2 separate regions of the Homo sapiens genome follow, and region 2 is linked to region 1. A link is an interaction called in ENCODE POLR2A ChIA-PET data of the cell type or tissue named here. Cell type or tissue: PC-9. All regions are shown on one strand. Links, peaks and the distances in the headings refer to the core of each region. The heading gives the core; the rest is flanking DNA.

Region 1 (8,000 bases), core at 1-8,000:
CCAGCTCCCAGGACCTGCACAGAGACCCATGCGAGCTACTGCCTCCCTGAAGATGTCCTTGTGGGCCCAGCGGTTGTAGCTCACCTGCTAGGTTGCAGAGGTAAGGTGACCATCTCTGGGTCGGCAGGGGCAGCCACCCCTTCAGCCTCCTGTTCCTGCTGATGGCGGTAAAAAACGTAGCTGCGGAAAACCTCCTCTGTGTCCTGGGCTACCTGCTCCTCTGAGGATCAAAGCTGGGAGTCAGGGAGAGAGGGCCGAACCCTGGCAGCCCCATGCCTTATAGGGGATTCACTCTTCCTAAGGCCATAGCTGTCCTCACCCATGGAAAGAAATATCCCAACCAGGTGCGGTGGCTCACGCCTATAATCCCAGCACTTTGGGAGGCCGAGGTGGGCAGATCACCTGAGGTCGGGAGTTCAAGACCAGCCTGACCAACATGGAGAAACTCTGTCTCTACTAAAAATACAAAATTAGCCGGGTGTGGTGGCACATGCCTGTAATCCCACCTACTCAAGAAGAGGCTGAGGCAGGAGAATTACTTGACCCCGGGAGGCGGAGGTTGCGGTGAGCGGAGATCGTGCCACTGCACTCCAGCCTAGGCAACAAGAGCGAAACTCTGTCTCAAAAAAAAAAAAAAAATGGCCGGGTGTGGTGGCTCATGCCTGTAATCCCAGCACTTTGGGAGGCCAAGGCGGGCGGATCACGAGGTCAGGAGATTGAGACCATCCTGGCTAACATGGTGAAACCCCGTCTCTACTAAACAAAATACAAAAAATTAGCCAGGCGTGGTGGGAGGCGCCTGTAGTCCCAGCTACTCGGGAGGCTGAGGCAGGAGAATGGCGTGAACCCGGGAGTTGGAGCTTGCAGTGAGCCTAGATCACGCCACTGCACTCCAGCCTGGGCAATAGAGCGAGACTCCATCTCAAAAAACAAAACAAAACAAAACAACAACAACAAAAAAAACAAAAAAAAAAAAAAGAAAAGAAATATCCCTACTTCAGCACCTTAGCCGCCCCTAGAGCTTATGCTGTGTGGAGAGTTGTTCCGGCACTTGCATTGAGTCCTCACAGTAGCCCTGGGAGCAGGCAATCCCCAGCTGGCAGGGGGAAAATGGCACAGGGTGTCTGAGTAACGTGTGCAAGGTCATACAGCCAGAACAAGCCGGGGAACCGGGACAGTCCCGGGCATTTGGGGTCCTGAGTCTACATTAGTACATCTCAGCTCCGCAGCCCTTTGCGTGCAGGGAAATGTGGGAAACAAAATCTGAATTTGTAGCTGCGGCCCAGAAAAGTCACACAGGGAGATAGTGACAGACCTGGGACCTGATTCCCAAGTCCAGGGAACAGCCCGCCGTGAGGTGTGAGCTGGGGCTTCCCTGGCTATCCCCTGGGAAGAGGGAAGGAGGGCAGCCATCTTACTTCCTCCCCAAGTCACAATAATTGCGTTCCCTGTTGAGCAGACCTGACTGGGTGATTGGCCAGCTTACTTCCTTATTTCTCCCGCTGGAGGGATACAGCAGCCAGGCCCCACTCTAATTCCTGCCTCCCTCGCCCGTGACCCAGCCCTCTGCCCCGGTGGCACTGTGCCTACCTTACACTCACTTCCTGGCCTCTCCCAACCTCCAGGCCCTCCCCAGTCCAGACTCCTCCCCCTCCTGGGCTTAACCTTGACAGCAGCTCCAGCCTCTGAGCCCGTGGGTGGGGAAGAGTATTCCCCACCCACAGTGGGTGAACCGAGGCGAAGGAGCCTGCCTGAGTCCTGCTCCTTCCATCCTCACGACAGCACTCATGGTTATGGGATGGGTGAGGGGGCAGGAAGACCCTTACCAGAAGCAGAGGGCAGGGCAGGCTCTCCGCACTCCTGCCTGGGAGGACCTGGGCCTTGCCCCGAAGCCATTTTTCAGGTCTCAGTGGAGGACGGGATCAGCCTGCGGGGAAGGGCGAGAAAAAGCAGAGATGGGGGTGAGCACAGACCTGTGACTGGGGACCCCATACAGGTTGCCATGTCCACATAGGAGAGAGGATCCCCCATTCCCAGAAAGGCCCTTAGTCCTCTGGGACTTTGGCCAGGCCGGTCTCAAACTCCTGACCTCGTGAGTCTGCCTCGGCCATCCACAGTGCTGGGATTACAGGTGTGAGCCACCGTGCCTGGCCTCCTCTGGGACTTTTTATTCTTACTCCAGCATGGGTCCCAGTGAAGTCTGCTGGGAGGAAACAACTTACTGAACACTCCCTCTTTGAGGGAGACAGGGTAAGAAGGTGAGGCAGCCAAGGGCAGACTGAGGTATCTGCACCATCGAGGAGGGTGTGGCTGCAGCAGTGCCCGCTGGCTCTCAAGTTCATGCCACTCCTGGGGCAAGAGCCTGGGGGGTTTTTAGCTGTTCCTGGGGCCTCCTGCAGCCCACCCAGCACATGCTTATTGCAAGCGAGCCACTGCCCAGCCAATGGCCCATGAAGGCTGTCCTCAGAGGCCCTACTTCCCTCTGGCTGGCCAGAACACACCTGTTTTTTAACTCTGGGCTGTTAGCCGCAAACATTTCCTGAGAGCCTAAGATATACTCTCCCACTTAGGAGCACTCTGTGGGTGGTGAACACTGGAAACTCACATGAACCCAGCAGGGTGAGCGCCATCATACCCACTTTACAGGCAGGAAAAGTGAGGCACAAAGAGTTGAGTGCCCGAGGTCACATCGTTAGTCACGGAAAGTCAGGTTGTTTGTCTGAATCTCCGTGAGTCCATGTACTCAACACGCATGCAAGATTTCTTTTCCAGTTTGTGGACCTCAGAGTGTGTTCTTTCTCAGGGCAACTTTCCCTATTTACCTCCTGTCTGTGCCTTCCCCACTGCTGCCTTGCAGTGACCGGAGGGAGCCCTCAGGATCAGGGCCTTCTTTGAAGCCCCATAACCTGCCTCGTACTCCCACCACACACCTGGTCTTCTGTCCCCGGCCCCAATTTTCCTCTTTGCCTGGTCCTGACCGCAGCCCCAACCTGCTGTGACCCCTCATCAGGGCGAGTGTTTCCTGGATGTCAGCTGTTTCACTTTCAGTTTGCACCCCTCCCAGAGCCCCATTTCCCCAGGCAGCCTCCAGCCCTCAGAAGGAGAGCGCCCTCCTCCTATCCCAGAGGGAGGGGGTGTGCAGCCCCACCCTGGGCCAAGCACACAGCCCCACCCCCACCGCCCAGGGCCTGGGGACCTTCGCCCACCCTCCTTCCGCTAGGCCTGGGAGTGTTTTCGAAAGTGCCCCAAGAGCTCTCAAGAAGGGGTGGAGGAGGGCTGGACCACCTGTGCCCTCACCCAGCTCCCCACTCCTCCTCGATCTGCCGGACAGGGACAGGGTGAAGGCAGACCTTCCTCTCCTCCACCTCTAGGGGCAAGGCCTTGTTAAAACAGAACTTTGCAGCCGGGCATAGTGGCCCACGAGGTCAGAAGTTCAAGACCAGCTTGGCCAACATAATGAAACCCCATCTCTACTAAAAATACAAAAATTAGCTGGGCATGGTGGCGTGCGCCTGTAGTCCCAGCTACTCGGGAGGCTGAGGCAGGAGAATCGCTTGAACCTTGGAGGCGGAGGTTGCGGTCAGCCGAGATTGCGCCACTGCACTCCAGCCTGGGCAACAGAGCGAGACTCCATTTCAAAAAACAAAAAAAAAGAGTTTTGCTTGCCTCCCACCCCCCGTAGCTCCTTACATAAGATGGCCTTCCTTCTTCCCCAGTCTCCAGGACCCGGCACCCCCAGGACAGTAGGGCTGGAGGATGCTGACTGCACCTCCAACTCCCTCTACCAACACCCCAGGCTTCCGAGGGGAGCAGGTAGAGCCTCAGAACACCCACCAAGGCCAGCAACCTATGCTGACTCAGGCCTAGCTCTGCCTCCCCCATCCAAGTGGCCTAAATTCCCGGTGAGGGGAGCCACCCCCGACTTCCTGGGCTTGCTGGGCCCCGATGAATGTTGCCCAGGGATACATGCCTGGCCAGGCCCTGGACCCAGTCTAGGGATGTTGGGCAGCAGCAAGCGCTGAGAAAGTTCTCTCTCTGCCCTTGACCTTGGCTCTGACCTCCACTCCCATCTCCCAGACTGTTAAAGGACCCAGTTCTTACAGTTCTCCGGCATCCAGGGCTGGGCCAAGAGGGGAAGCTGTGAGGGGCAGCCAGAGGCAGGCATGGCAGGATCAGGTCCCCAGCCGGGGCGGCAGACCTGCCCAGGGAAGCCTTGAGCTTCCCCTTCCCCACCCGGCTCCCGGCAGGCTCCCTGCCCCACCCTGGGGCTGGGGCTGCTGAGATCTGGGAGGATGGACAAGACCCTTCCAGCTTACCTGCCGGGATCCTGGCCCAACCCGGGTGGCTCAGCAGGGTGGAGATGGAGGTCCCGAGGGGCTGGCGGCTGCTGCTCCCAGGGGCTGAGTGGGAGCCCAGTTTCCAGGAATGGGCGTCAGTGCATTCCCGGCATCTGGATGTAGCCTTTACTTGTCCCTGTGCAGCCCGAGGGACCCGCGAGACTCCAGTGATCATAGAGGTGCCAGCGGCACCCGGCTCCAATCAGCTCCCTCTAGAGGAAGTTGCTCTGTGGCCACCGGATGCAGACGCACAGGCCGACAGCCTGTAGGGTGATCTGGGTGGGCCAGGCCCAGGAGCATGTCCCGCCCACTTTCCCCACCCCACCTCCCAGGCAGGCAGGGCGGCTGTCAGTGGCCCACTGCTTTTCCCATCCCTGATTCTCAATCCTTGTCTTTGATCTTCTCCCCCACCTCTACATCAATCAATACCAATAAAAAACCCAGGGTGAGAAGTTTCTTAAGCACTGCTGCATGCCTGGCACTTTAGCAACTATTTGTCTCATTGGATCTTCTCAGCAACTCTTGTAAGTGAGTGCTGTTGACAATACCCATTCAGATGAACAGAGGCTCAGCTGGGTTAATCATCAGTTCTGGGCCAGGCGCGGTGGCTCACGCCTATAATCCCAGCACCTTGGGAGGCTGAGGCAGGCAGATCACGAGGTCAAGAGATCGAGACCATTCTGGCTAACATGGTGAAACCCCGTCTCTACTAAAAATACAAAAAATTAGCTGGGTGTGGTGGCGGGCGCCTGTAATCCCAGCTAGTTGGAAGGCTGAGGCAGGAGAATCCCTTGAACCTGGGAGGTGGAGGTTGCAGTAAACCAGGATTGCGCCATTGCACTCCAGCCCTGGTGACAGTGCAAGACTCCATCTCAAAAAAAATAAATAGTAATAATCAGTTCTGTAGTCGCATTGGGGAATACTAATACTAGATTGAGATTCAACCTGCAATTTAGACCTGTGCACCATGCACCTTGGTGGTCTCTGGATGTTTGAAATCCTGAAGGTGATAGTCAAGTAAACGGAGATTAAAACTCAATAGAGGCTGGGCCCAGTGGCTCACGCCTGTAATCCCAACACTTTGGAAGGCTGAGGTGGGAGGATTGCTTGAGCCCAGGAGTTCAAGACCAGCCTGGGCAACAAAGTGAGACCATGTCTCTACAAAAAAAAATTAGAAATTAGCTGGGTATGGTAGTGCACACCTGTGCATTTGGTGGTCCCAGCTACCTAGGAGGCTGAGGCAGGAGGATCACCTGAGCACAGGAAGTCGAGGCCACAGTGAGCCATGTTTGCACCACTGCATTCCGCCCTGGGCAACAGAGCAAGACCTTGTCTCAACAACAACAAAAAAGGCAGCCAGCTGCGGTGTGTCACGCCTAGAATCCCATCCCAGCCATTTGGGAGGCCAAGGCAAGAGGATCGCTTGAGGCCAGGTGCAGGAGTTCCAGGCCAGCCTGGGCAACAGCAATACCCTGCTTATACCAAAAAAAAAAAAAAAAAAAAAAAAAATTAGCAAGGCATGGTGTTGTATGCCTGTGGTCTTAGCTACTGGGGAGGCTGAGGTGGGAGGATTGCTTGAGCCCAGGAGGTCGAGGCTGCAGTAAGCTATGATTGCACCAGGGCAACAGAGGGAGAGTCTGTCTCTAGAAAAAAAAAAAAAAAAAAAAAAAAGGCCGGGCACGGTGGCTCACGCCTGTAATCCCATCCCAGCACTTTGGGAGCCCGAGGCAGGCAGATCACCTGAGGTCAGGAGTTCAAGACCAGCTTGCCTAACATGGCGAAACCCCGTCTCTTTTAAAAATACACAAAAGGGAGGCCAAGGCAGGTGGATCACCTGAGGTCAGGAGATTGAGACCATCCTGGCTAACATGGTGAAACCCCGTCTCTACTAAAAATACAAAAAAATTAGCCGGGCATGGTGGCAGGCGCCTGTAGTCCCAGCTACATGGGAGGCTGAGGCAGGAGAATGGCGTGAACTCAGGAGGCAGAGCTTGCAGTGAGCCGAGATCACGCCACTGCACTCCAGCCTGGGTGACAGAATGAGACTCCGTCTCAAAAAAAAAAAAAAAAAATTGGTCGGGCACGGTGGCTCACGCCTGTAATCCCAGCACTTTGGGAGGCCGAGGCTGGCTGATCACCTGAGGTTGGAAGTTCGAGACCAGCCTGACCAACGTGGAGAAACTCCACCCCTATTAAAAATACAAAATTAGCCAGGCGTGGTGGCGCATGCCTGTAATCCCAGCTACTCTGGAGGCTGAGGCAGGAGAATTGCTTGAACCCGGGAGGCAGAGTTGTGGTAAGCTGCGATTGCGCCATTGCACTCCAGCCTGGTCAACAAGAGCGAAACTCCATCTCAAAAAATAATAATAATAATAAATAAATAAAATAAAGCCGGTTGTGGTGGCGTGCGCCTATAATCCCAGCTACTTGGGAGGTTGAGGCAGGAGAATTGCTGAACCCAGGAGGCGGAGGTTGCAGTGAGCTGAGATTGTACCACTGCACTCCAGCCTGGGTGACAAGAGTGAAACCCCATCTCAAAAAAATAAAATAAAAATAGGGCCGGGCACGGTGGCTCATGCCTGTAATCCCAGCACTTTGGGAAGCCGAGGTAGGTGGATCACAAGGTCAAGAGGTCGAGACCATCCTGGCCAACATGGTGAAACCCTGTCTCTACTAAAAATACAAAAATTAGCCGGGCGTGATGGCGGGTACCTGTAGTCCCAGCTACTCAGGAGGCTGAGGCAGGAGAATCGCTTGAAGCCAGGAGGCGGAGGTTGCAGTGAGCCAAGATTGTGCCACTGCACTCCTGCCTGGCGACAGAGCTAGACTCCATCTCAAGAAATTAAAAATAAAAATAAAAACAAGGCCGGGCCCGGTGGCTCTCGCCTGTAATCCCAGCACTTTGGGAGGCCGAGGCGGGTGGATCACGAGGTCAGGAGATCGAGACCATCCTGGCTAACACGGTGAAACCCCATCTCTACTAAAAATACAAAAAATTAGCTGGGCGCCGTAGCAAGCGCCTATAGTTCCAGCTGCTTGGGAGGCTGAGGCAGGAGAATGGCGTGAACCCAGGAGGCAGAGCTTGCAGTGAGCCGAGATAGCCCACTGCACTCCAGCCTGGGCGACAGAGCGAGACTCTGTCTCAAAAAAATAAATAAATAAAAATAAAAACAAATAAATAAATAGACTTAGTGGGGTCTGTGCTACCACCTGGACACAAAACCTGGATGCTAAGAGGGAAGACAGATACTGTCTGGCTGCTGGGAGTGTTCTTGAGGACAGAACAAACCCAGGAAGGACAGAGGTGTGTGCAGTCCTCAATAGCCCCTGCCCTCAGGGTTCAGTTCCCTCCCTGCCTCTCCCTGTTTGCTCCCTGCCAAGCTTCCTGGGGCTCTCACATCTTTTCCTCCAAGTCTCCACCCCCTTTCCCCCAAAATCCCTGCCTGCCCCCCACACCTCCTTCCCTGCTTCATCAAACCCCTGCCCCCTCTACCTCCAACTAATCTCCCCCAACCTCCCATCCTCCCCAGTCTTTGCTTCCCAGAATTCTGGGAAGTTTCCAACTGGAGGTTTTAATTTGAAAACTCTTCCTGTTCTTAAGCAGTTGGTCCTGGGGTGGCTGTTACAGGATCTGAATTGGGGACCTTCTCAGGATGGAGGCCC
Region 2 (9,426 bases), core at 663-8,662, 72 kb after region 1:
ACTTTAGCCAGGTGTGGTGGCTCATGCCTGTAATCCCAGCAGTTTGGGACACCCAGGTAGGTGGATTGCTTGAGCCTAGGAGTTTGAGACCAGCCTGGGCAACATGGCGAAACCCCGTCCCTACAAAAATACAAAAATTAGCTGGATGTGGTGGTACACCCCTGTAGTCTCAGCTACACAGGAGACTGAGGTGGGAGGATCGCATGAGGCCAGGAGGTCAAGTCTGCAGTGAGCCGTGATTGCACCACTGCTTTCCAACCTGGGCGACATAGTGAGATCCTGTCTCAAAAAAAAAGATGAAAAAAAGTATATTCATTTTAGTTGCATATTGTGGACAACCATGAGAAAATAGTCTCCTACAAATTACATAGTAATTTGTCTTAAATATTAAAAAAGGTTATTTATTTATTTATTAAGACAGGGTCTTGCTTTGTTGCCCAGGTCAGAGTGCAGTGACACCATGGTTCACTGCAACCCTGACCTCCTGGACTCAAGCAATCCTGCCTCACCTTCCAGAGCAGCTGGGACTACAGGTGCGTGCCACCATGCTTGGCTAATTTATTTATTTTTTGTAGAGACAGGGTTTCACTGTGTTGCCTAGGCTGGAAAATAAGCGAACTCTTGGACTCAAGCAATCTGCCCGCTTCAACCTCCCAGAATATTGGGATTACAGGTGTGAGCCACTGTGCCTGGCAAAAGTCACTTATTTTTAATTGTGGTAAGATTCACATAACAAGGAGTTTCCCATCTTAACCATCGTTAAGCATACAGTTGAGCAGCATTCCGTACATTTTCATTTCTGTGCAACTATTACCACCATCCATCCACAGACCTTTTTTCATCTTGCAAAACTGAAACTCAGTACCCATTAAACAATAACTCCCCATTTCCTCCTCCCCCCAGCCCTTGCAACTACCATTCTACTCTCTGTTTCTATGAATTTGATTACTCTTGGTACCTTATACAAGTGGAATCATGCAGTGTTTGCCCTTTTGTGACTGGCTTATTTCACTTAGCATAATGGGTTCATCCATGTTGCAGCATCTGTCAGAATTTCTCTCTTTCTTATGGTTACATAGCATTCCACACATAGAGTTATGTGGCTCTATTGTAATTTGTTTCAGCAGTCCCCCTGATGGACTCTTGGGCTGTTTCAAGTCTTTTATTATTCCTGTTGGTGCTGCAGCAAAGACCCTCTTCTGTGGTCATTTTATGTAAGAGCAGGTGCGCTCCGAGAATGCAAGCCCAGCACTGAGGTTGCTGAGGCAGAGGGCGGGAGCTCGGTGATTGCCACTTGCCCCCCGCTGCCGTTGTATCATTTTGCACCCTCACCAGCAATGTAATAAGAGAAAGCAACCCCTTTTAACTCTTTTCATGGTTTCTTCTGCTAGCTACCCCTGTGTCTCCAAATGTTATGATTATTCTATTTCTTTTTCTTTTTTTTTTTTTTTTTGAGACAGGGTCTTGCTCTGTCATCCAGGCTGGAGTGCAGTGGCGCAATCATGGCTTGCTGCAGCCTTGACCTCCCAGGCTCAAGCCATCCTCCCACCTCAGCCTCCTGAGCAGCTGGGATTACAGGTGTGCGTCACCACGCCTGGCTAATTTTTTAATTTTTTGTAGAGACGAGGTCTCACTGTGTTGCCCAGGCTCGTCTCAAATTCCCGGGCTCAAGCAATCCTCTTGCCTTGGTCTCCCAGAGTGTTAGGATTACAGGCATGAGCCACAGTGCCCGGCCACTACTGCTTGATTTACCAATTTTAGAGTATCTGTTGGTGCCCTTCTAAGATAGATGATAATTTAGCTTTCATGACCTGCTCTTCCATTGCCCCCCTCATCCTCCCAACAGCATCCTGTGGCCTGTAGATTCTCTAGGGTCACCTTTATAAACCTGAGAGTCTCAGTTACCCTTTTTTTTTCTTCCTCATTCTGTCAATTCCTCCAAGCACTCTGTCCATGTCTCCCTCCCACTACTGCCATGTGTATTTTTTTTCTTTTCTGAGACAGGGTCTGGAGTGCAGTGGCACAATCATGGCTCACTGCAGCCTGGACCTCCAGGGCTCAAGCAATCCTCCCGCCTCAAGCCTCCCAAGTAGCTGGATCACAGGTGCGTGTCAACAGACCCGGCTAGTTTTTAAAATTTTTTGTAGAAATTGGGGGTCTCACCAAGTTGCCCAGGCTGGTCTTGAACTCCTAGGCTCAGTGATCCTCTTGCCTTGGACTTCCAAAGTACTTGGATTACAGGTGTGAGCCACCACGCCCAGGCTGCCATGTGTATTTTTTTTTTTCCAAGACGGAGTCTCGCTCTGTCTTCCAGGCTGGAGTGCAGTGGCGCAATCTCGGCTCACTGCAACCTCTGCCTCCCAGGCAGGTTCAAGCAATTCTCTGCCTCAGCCTCCTGAGTAGCTGAGATTATAGGCTTGCGCCACCATGTCTGGCTAATTTTTTTGTATTTTCAGTAGAGACCGGGTTTCACCATCTTGGCCAGGCTGGTCTTGAACTCCTGACCCCGTGATCCACCTGCCTCAGCCTCCCAAAGTGCTGGGATTACAGGTGTGAGCCATTGCGCCTGGCCTATGCCACATGTATTTTTATTTTTATTTTGTTTTTGTTTTGAGATGGAGTTTCACTCTTGTTGCCCAGGCTAGAATGCAATGGTGCGATCTCGGCTCACTGCAACCTCTCCCTCCTGGGTTCAAGCGATTCTCCTGTCTCAGTCTCCCAAGTAGCTGGGCTTGCAGGTGCCTGCCACCACGGCCAACTAATTTTGTATTTTTGGTAGAGACTGAGTTTCTCCATGTTGGTCAGGCTAGTCTCAAACTCTTGACCTCAGGTGATCCGCCTGCCTTGGCCTCCCAAAGTGCTGGGATTATAGGCGTGAGCCACCGCGCCCAGCCTATTTTTATTTTTAAGTCATCAAGACTGAATGACCTTTCCATCCTCTTCTGTAACCACAATGACATCTTGGGTGTTTTGTTCTATAGGTTGAGTCTAAACATTGAAGATGATTGGAAGCAGATGCAGGCATTATTTCTTGCAGAGCTTTTACATTACTGCAACCGTATAACTTGCTTTGCTCTCTGTCCTTGACTTGGATCCTCTACTCTGGTGCTTGATTGAGCAGCAGAACCATGTGGGGTAGAAAGGGAGTGGGGGAGAGGTGCCTTTAAAAATGCATATTCCTAGACCTCACCCGAGACCTGCCAAGATCTGTGGAGGACCTGGGAGTTTGTGTATTTTAAAGCTATCCCCCTTGCCCTGGAATGATGGTATGCAGTGGCAGTGGGCATTTGGAGTGGTAGGCACCTTAGTCAGTATTGGATGAATGTTGACTGACCTTATTTAATAAATGAATAGCCTCTTGCCTGCAGCCTCACCAGCCCTGTGCCCCTTCATCCACAGGTACACACCCCGGGACACACAATCCTTACTTTAGGAAACCTCCCTGGACCCTCCACCTTTTCTCATGGTCTTTGATGCTGCAACTCCTGTGTGGGCCCAGTCTCCTGGCTACCCATCCACCCTCCTTCTCTCTGCCCTTCAGCCCTGTGGTTTAGTGACAGGGAAGGCTCAGGCCCCTTCTGGGGTTCTGACAGGGCTGCCTTTGGGCAAGGAGCACAGCGCAGTAGAAGCATGGGATGTGTATGGCGACGGGCCCCGAGTCTACCCACTTGTTTATTCATTCACTCAGCATCTTCTGGCATGTGTATGTGTGGGCAAGGCTCTGAGGGAGGATCTATGTGAGAGAAAAAGTTGAATCTTACAAGTTCCAGTTATTAAGTTTCCAAGAAAGATACGGAGGAGTCAGGAGGAGCAGGGAGGGCTCTTTTCTGACTTCACTGCTCTCCCGGGGATGCTTCAGGGCAGTGTGTCTCATGCAGGCACAGGCTCTGACCCGCTAGTGGGCTGTGAAGTCACTTGAATGGGCTCAGCCATCATCGACAGAAATGGATAGGGTAGAATTGGAATGCATCCACCCTATAAGGGCTGTTATGGTTTCATTAATTCTTTCTTCAGCTCTGGCTATTCTCTGGTTAAATATGTCCAGTGAGTTTTAAATTTTGGTTATTGAAGCTTTTTTTATTTCTAGAAGTTCTACTTGGTTCTTTTTTCAGTCTGCTATGTCATTTTTTTTTATCGTTTTCTGTTCTCTGCAGGGATCTTCAAGCTTTTTTTTTTTTTAATTGATTGAAGCAGAGAAGACATATCTGTTTTACAGGTGATGTCTGCGTCTGAAGTCTCTGCCTGTGTCTGTTTTTAGTGTCTATTTTGTGGGCTTGTTCTCCCTCGCGGTGTCTGGTTCCCAAGGATCCCTGCTTTTCTTTGAGCATATACTGGTTATTGCATTTGAAAAGTCTGGTTTGAGTTGCCGGGCGGGGTGGTTCACGCCTGTAATCCCAGCACTTTGGGAGGCCGAGACGGGTGGATCACGAGGTCAGGAGATCGAGACCATCCTGGCTAACATGGTGAAACCTCGTCTCTACTGAAAAATACAAAAAATTAGCCGGGCGTGGTGGCACGCGCCTGTAATCCCAGCTACTCAGGAGGCTGAGGCAGGAGAATGGTGTGAACCCGGGAGGCGGAGCTTGCAGTGAGCCGAGATCGCGCCACTGCACTCCAGCCTGGGCGACAGAGTGAGACTCCGTCTCAAAAAAAAAAAAAAAAAAAGAAAAGTCTGGTTTGAGTCTAGGATGAAGGTACCTTCCTCCAGGAAGGCCCTGGTGTTCCTTCTGCCAGACTCCTGAGGGTCTCGCCAGTTCAAGCCCACTTGAAGCCCAGGTCGTTTGGGGTTACTTGAACCATCTGGGGGATTCCAACTAGTATCTTTAGCTCCTGACATGAGCTGTTCTACTGTGGGCTCAGCCCTTGTCTGAGACTGTATCCCTATAGGGTCCCGGTCTTCTGTTGACCCCTCACCTTCTGTGGGCCTGGGCATGGACCTCTGATCCTTCCATCTGAAGAAGCTGTCAAAATAAAAGTCCATGCTTCCGGGAATCAGGAAGTCGCCTCAAGGCAAAAGTAGCTGAGTGTTTCTATGTCTGTTTTGTTTTCCTTTCTATCTTCTCTTTTTGGTGGGTAATTCTTCACCATCTTGTTGATTCTTTAAGTCTTAGCATAACACACATTTTAAAAATCCAGTTGTTTTAGTTGCTTTCTGTCACCATAGAAGGTCACCATGGTTCTCAGCCCTGTCGGACCTGGAGCCTGGTACCATGACCAGGGACAGGGAGTCCTCATGCCGTTTTAAGCAGTGGTGATCTAAGTTTTATTTCTTAGGTGAGTCAAGGTCGGAAAAGCTTGAGACCCCTGCTCTAGGGGCTGTACCTGTCCCTTTCTGCCTTTTCTCCTGTCTGGACTAGGGTTCGAAGGGGCTGGTGGGCCATGTGGAGACCAAGTAGCTGACAATCCCCAGGACCTGTGGGCTCAGACACAGGGCCCTGCACCTCTCAGCCCTTCCGGTCTCAGCTCAGCACCTCCCTTGCCTGGCCCCTCTTTCCTGCATGAGCTCCCTGCCCCTGCCAGGAGGAACCTCTGTCCTGTTTCTAGATGCGCCATATCCTCTCCCACCTCCTGCTCTTTCCTCCAGTTGTGTGCCTCGTAACCTCTTCCTCCCTCCAAGGCTAAATCAAACCCTACCTCCTTATACAGGAGGAAGTAATTTCTGGGTTGATGTATGCATCCGGCAGATTCATGCTGAGCCAACAGGTTAGGGGCTGGAGAAACAGTGATGAGCTTAACCAGGCCCTGCCAGCCTGCCCACCCCGAGTCTGGTGAGGGTAGCAAAAAACATAAAGTGGAATTGATAAATAATATAATCTATCCATATCCATATTTTTATTTTTTATTTTTTGGGACGAAGTCTTGCTCTGTCACCCAGGCTGGAGTGCAGTGGTGTGATCTCAGCTCACTGCAGCCTCTGCCCCCGACCCCCGGTTCAAGTGATTCTCCTGCCTCAGCCTCCTGAGTAGCTGGGATTACAGGTGCGTGCCACCATGCCCGACTAATTTTTGTATTTTTAGTAGAGATGGGGTTTCACCACGTTGGTCAGGCTGGTCTCGAACTCCTGACCTCGTGATCTGCCCGCCTTGGCCTCCCAAAGTGCTGGGATTACAGGCATGAGCCACCGTGCCTGGCCTATATATCCATATTTATATAATGCAAAATGGTGGCGGTCTAGAGCCAGGGTCTGAGTGAGCCTGGAGCCAGGGGGAGGGAATGAGGTAGTTTAATGTCCTCAGTGTGACAAAAAAGAGAAAAGAAAGGAAAGTAACTTTAAAAATATATATATTTTAGTTTTTAGACAGGGTCTTGCTCTGTCGCTCAGGCTGGAGTGCAGTGGCATGATCAGGGCTCACTGCAGCCTTGACTTCCTGGTTTCAAGGGATTCTTCTGCCTTAGTCCCCCAAGTAGCTGGGACTACAGGCATGTACCACCATGCCCAGCTAATTTTTTTGAATTTTAGTAGAGACAATGTCTCGCTATGTTGCCAAGGCTGGTCTTGAAATCTTGGCTCAAGCGAACCTCCTGCCTCAGCCTCTTGAGCAGCTGGGATTACAGATGCACACCACCATGCCTGGCTAATTTTTTATTTTTTTAAATTATTTTTATTTTTTCCCACCACTTGCTGCCTGTTGATAATTTTTTATTAACTTTTTTTTTTTTTTTTTGTAAAGACAGGATTTCGTCATGTTGCCCAGGCCAGTCTCGAACTCCTGGCCTCAAGTGATCCTCCTGCCTCGGCTTCCCATAGTGCTGGAATTACAGGCGTGAGCCACTGCGCCCAGCCCACTTACCTTTAAATCATGAATGTGGCAGCCACACATGCACCCATTTGGTGTGGCCATGAGTGATGTATTTTCTGAAATAGCAGAAAACTCCTGGGAAAATTTGAACAACACAAAGGACAGCTTTCCCTCAGTTTATATTGGAGTTGCATTCCTGGAAAATTCAGTGTTTGCTAAATCCATGCAAAAAAATTTGTGCCTCTGTGTATAGCTCTAGGCCCAGAACACTGCTCATAGATGTCCACCTATGCGTGTGGGCAGGACATTTGCCATCAGGCATCACCCAGGATAATCTCTGTGGTGCAGGCGTCCAGCAACCCTGTTCTGCTCACTAAGTGCCACTGTGACAATTGGTGGTACAACCCAAATCACTCCCTGCCCACTGAATTTCCGGAACATTCCCTGGTGTGTCCCATTCCCCACCACTCTGTTGGGAATTGCCTGCCTCTAACAAGGCACTGAGATCCACAAAATGATGTGGGGAAGCCCTGGGAGTGCCAACCCAGCCTGAAGAGGCAGGAGGACCCCAGCTGCCTCCTGAGGGCCGAGCCGAACCCATAAAGATGCACTCTCTGCCGGGCGTGGTGGCTCACGCCTGTAATCCCAGCACTTTTGTAGGCCGAAGTGGGTGGATCACTTGAGGTCAGGAGTTTGAGACCAGCTTGGGCAATATGGCGAAACCCCGTCTCTACTAAAAATACAAAAATTAGCCAGGCATGGTGGTGCATGCCTGTAATCCCAGCTACTTGGGAGGCTGAGACAGGAGAATTGCTTGAGCCTGGGAGGTGGAGGTTGCAGTGAGCCGAGATTGCATCACTGCACTCCAGCCTGAGCTACAGAGTGAGACCGTGTCTCAAAAAAAATAAGAAAAATAAAAAAAATAAAAAAGACACACTCTCTCCAACAAACTGAGTGCTCTTTCGGAAGTGATGTCCACTCATGCTGGCAATGCTGAGGGGCCTAGGTGGGGCAGCCCTTGGTGGCTCCATCTGCTTGTGGAATTGCCATTTTTCCCTTTTCTTTCTAGGAAGTTCTGTCTTCCTTGATCTTTGGTTCACTCTGTTTCTACTCCCGATGGTCCCATGGAGCTTTTGCCTCCTTATGAACTGGATGGAAAATCTAATTTTTCTTTGGTCCCTTGGGACTGGATGACCAGCTTTGACCAGAGAAAAGACACAGCTTTCTTAGAGGGAACAGGAAAGGACCTGAAGAAGGGGTTTTGTTTCTGGGACCCTCGAGTGGCTCTCTCCTCTCCAGTCTCCCCACACAGCCATCTCCTTTCTGTTCCACACTGCCAGAGCATTGTACAATCAGGGACTCACACAGCTGCAGCATGAGAGGGATCTCAGGGCCACTGAGTCCTGCTCCGTGCCCAGGCTGTGGATCCCTCCTGTGATGGGGAGCTCACTGCTTCCCAGCCCAGCCCAGGCTATTGTCACACAGGCCCAGTCACCCACACCAGCCCCTCACCAGCACCCAGAATCCTCCCTCCCCTCCTACCAAGCTTTCGAACAGGCTTTTCCAACTCCTGCCTCCTTTGGATAAGCAGAAAAATTGGACACCCTTCCTGCAGCTTAGGCTTATGGGAATGACACTTGTTTTATCTACTTGCCAAAATAAAAATTGTACTAGAGAACATGTTTCTGGAATTTGGATTTGCCTTGTCTTAGGTCAGATTCCTAGAAGCAGAGCCTAAGATGGGTGAATTCTTGAGGAAGTTCTCAGGAGAACACAGTGAGGGAGCCTCTTCCTCTTTGTATAGGGCAGGAGAAGAAGCTGAGCAAGGGTGTGGTTTCAGTGGAAGATGCGCCTCAGCCTGACCCCTCGGGGAGCTCAGGATTGTGAGCTGTTCCTCGGACTGTCCCCTCCAGAGGCTGGGCTGTTCTATGCCTGTGTCAGTCACTGGATAGGGGCTGCCCCTGGGAAGAGGGGTATGTCATTTCCCAGGCATCTGTGTGCAAGATGGTTTCCATCAGCCAAGGCAATTAGCTAAAGAGGATGCAGATGTGAGCTGTTAGCTGCCAATACTCACAAAAGCTGGGCACAGACATGGCATAAGGGTGAGGCCCCAGCAGCCTCTGGTAAATCTCCTAGGGGAAGAGGGCACGTGTCCACCCCACCAAGTGAGATGCACTGCTCTCAAACCTGCCTCTGAGCCTCCCCATTCTACTCAGCATATTCCAGGATGCTCCAAATTCTGTGAGGTTCTTCCAACCGCTTCCTCTCTACCTGCAGCGGGGAACGGGGGTGGGGAAGGGTTGGGAGAGAAGAGCTGCAGGCTGGGGTTTTCTCCAGGGAGGGCCCTGAGCCCCAGATGAATCATTCCCCTCACCCCCAACCTGCCCCACCACAGACTGCCTCTTCAAGGTGTGCCCCATGAACCGCTACTCGGCCCAGAAGCAGTACTGGAAGGCCAAGCAGACTAAGCAGGACAAGGAGAAGATCGCTGATGTGGTGTTGCTGCAGAAGCTGCAGGTATGTGTGTGTGTGCAGGCGTGCATCTGTGCACATGTACCAGGAACCTGGGTACACAAGCAGCGGTGCTGCTTGTCGGAGCCAGTAGGGGCTCTGTGGCTGAGCTGAGTGGTTTCTAAAACTCGTATGGGCGTGACAGTTCACACCTGTAATTCCAGCACTTTGGGAG

The links. ChIA-PET counts read pairs that join two places held together with the same protein. Peaks named below come from ENCODE experiments on the same cell type or tissue, not always from the same donor. Only the 100,000 strongest peaks of a DNase experiment are listed, where the experiment ranks them.
Region 2: POLR2A ChIA-PET joins it to region 1 with 10 read pairs; 8 of 35 experiments call an interaction of 5 or more read pairs at or near these places.

What each region holds. Positions count from the first base shown.
Region 1 is chr6:33,575,709-33,583,708 of GRCh38, forward strand. It overlaps BAK1 (BCL2 antagonist/killer 1), which reads right to left and starts at 4,568. Exons shown (of 6, transcript NM_001188.4): 1 at 4,317-4,568; 2 at 1,827-1,927; 3 at 85-220. The coding sequence starts at 1,896. It also overlaps the pseudogene GGNBP1. RefSeq lists a silencer at 3,124-3,233 and an enhancer at 3,142-3,787. In PC-9, for the core only: a CTCF peak has its summit at 4,633; a DNase peak (open chromatin) is centred at 4,563; H3K4me3 peaks cover 2,098 bases.
Region 2 is chr6:33,646,631-33,656,056 of GRCh38, forward strand. It overlaps ITPR3 (inositol 1,4,5-trisphosphate receptor type 3), which reads left to right. Exons shown (of 58, transcript NM_002224.4): 3 at 9,136-9,257. Among named protein-coding and RNA genes, the nearest start is that of ITPR3-AS1, 18 kb to the left of the region's middle. RefSeq lists enhancers at 4,011-4,511, 4,512-5,012. In PC-9, for the core only: no CTCF peak of the experiment used is centred there; no DNase peak of the experiment used is centred there.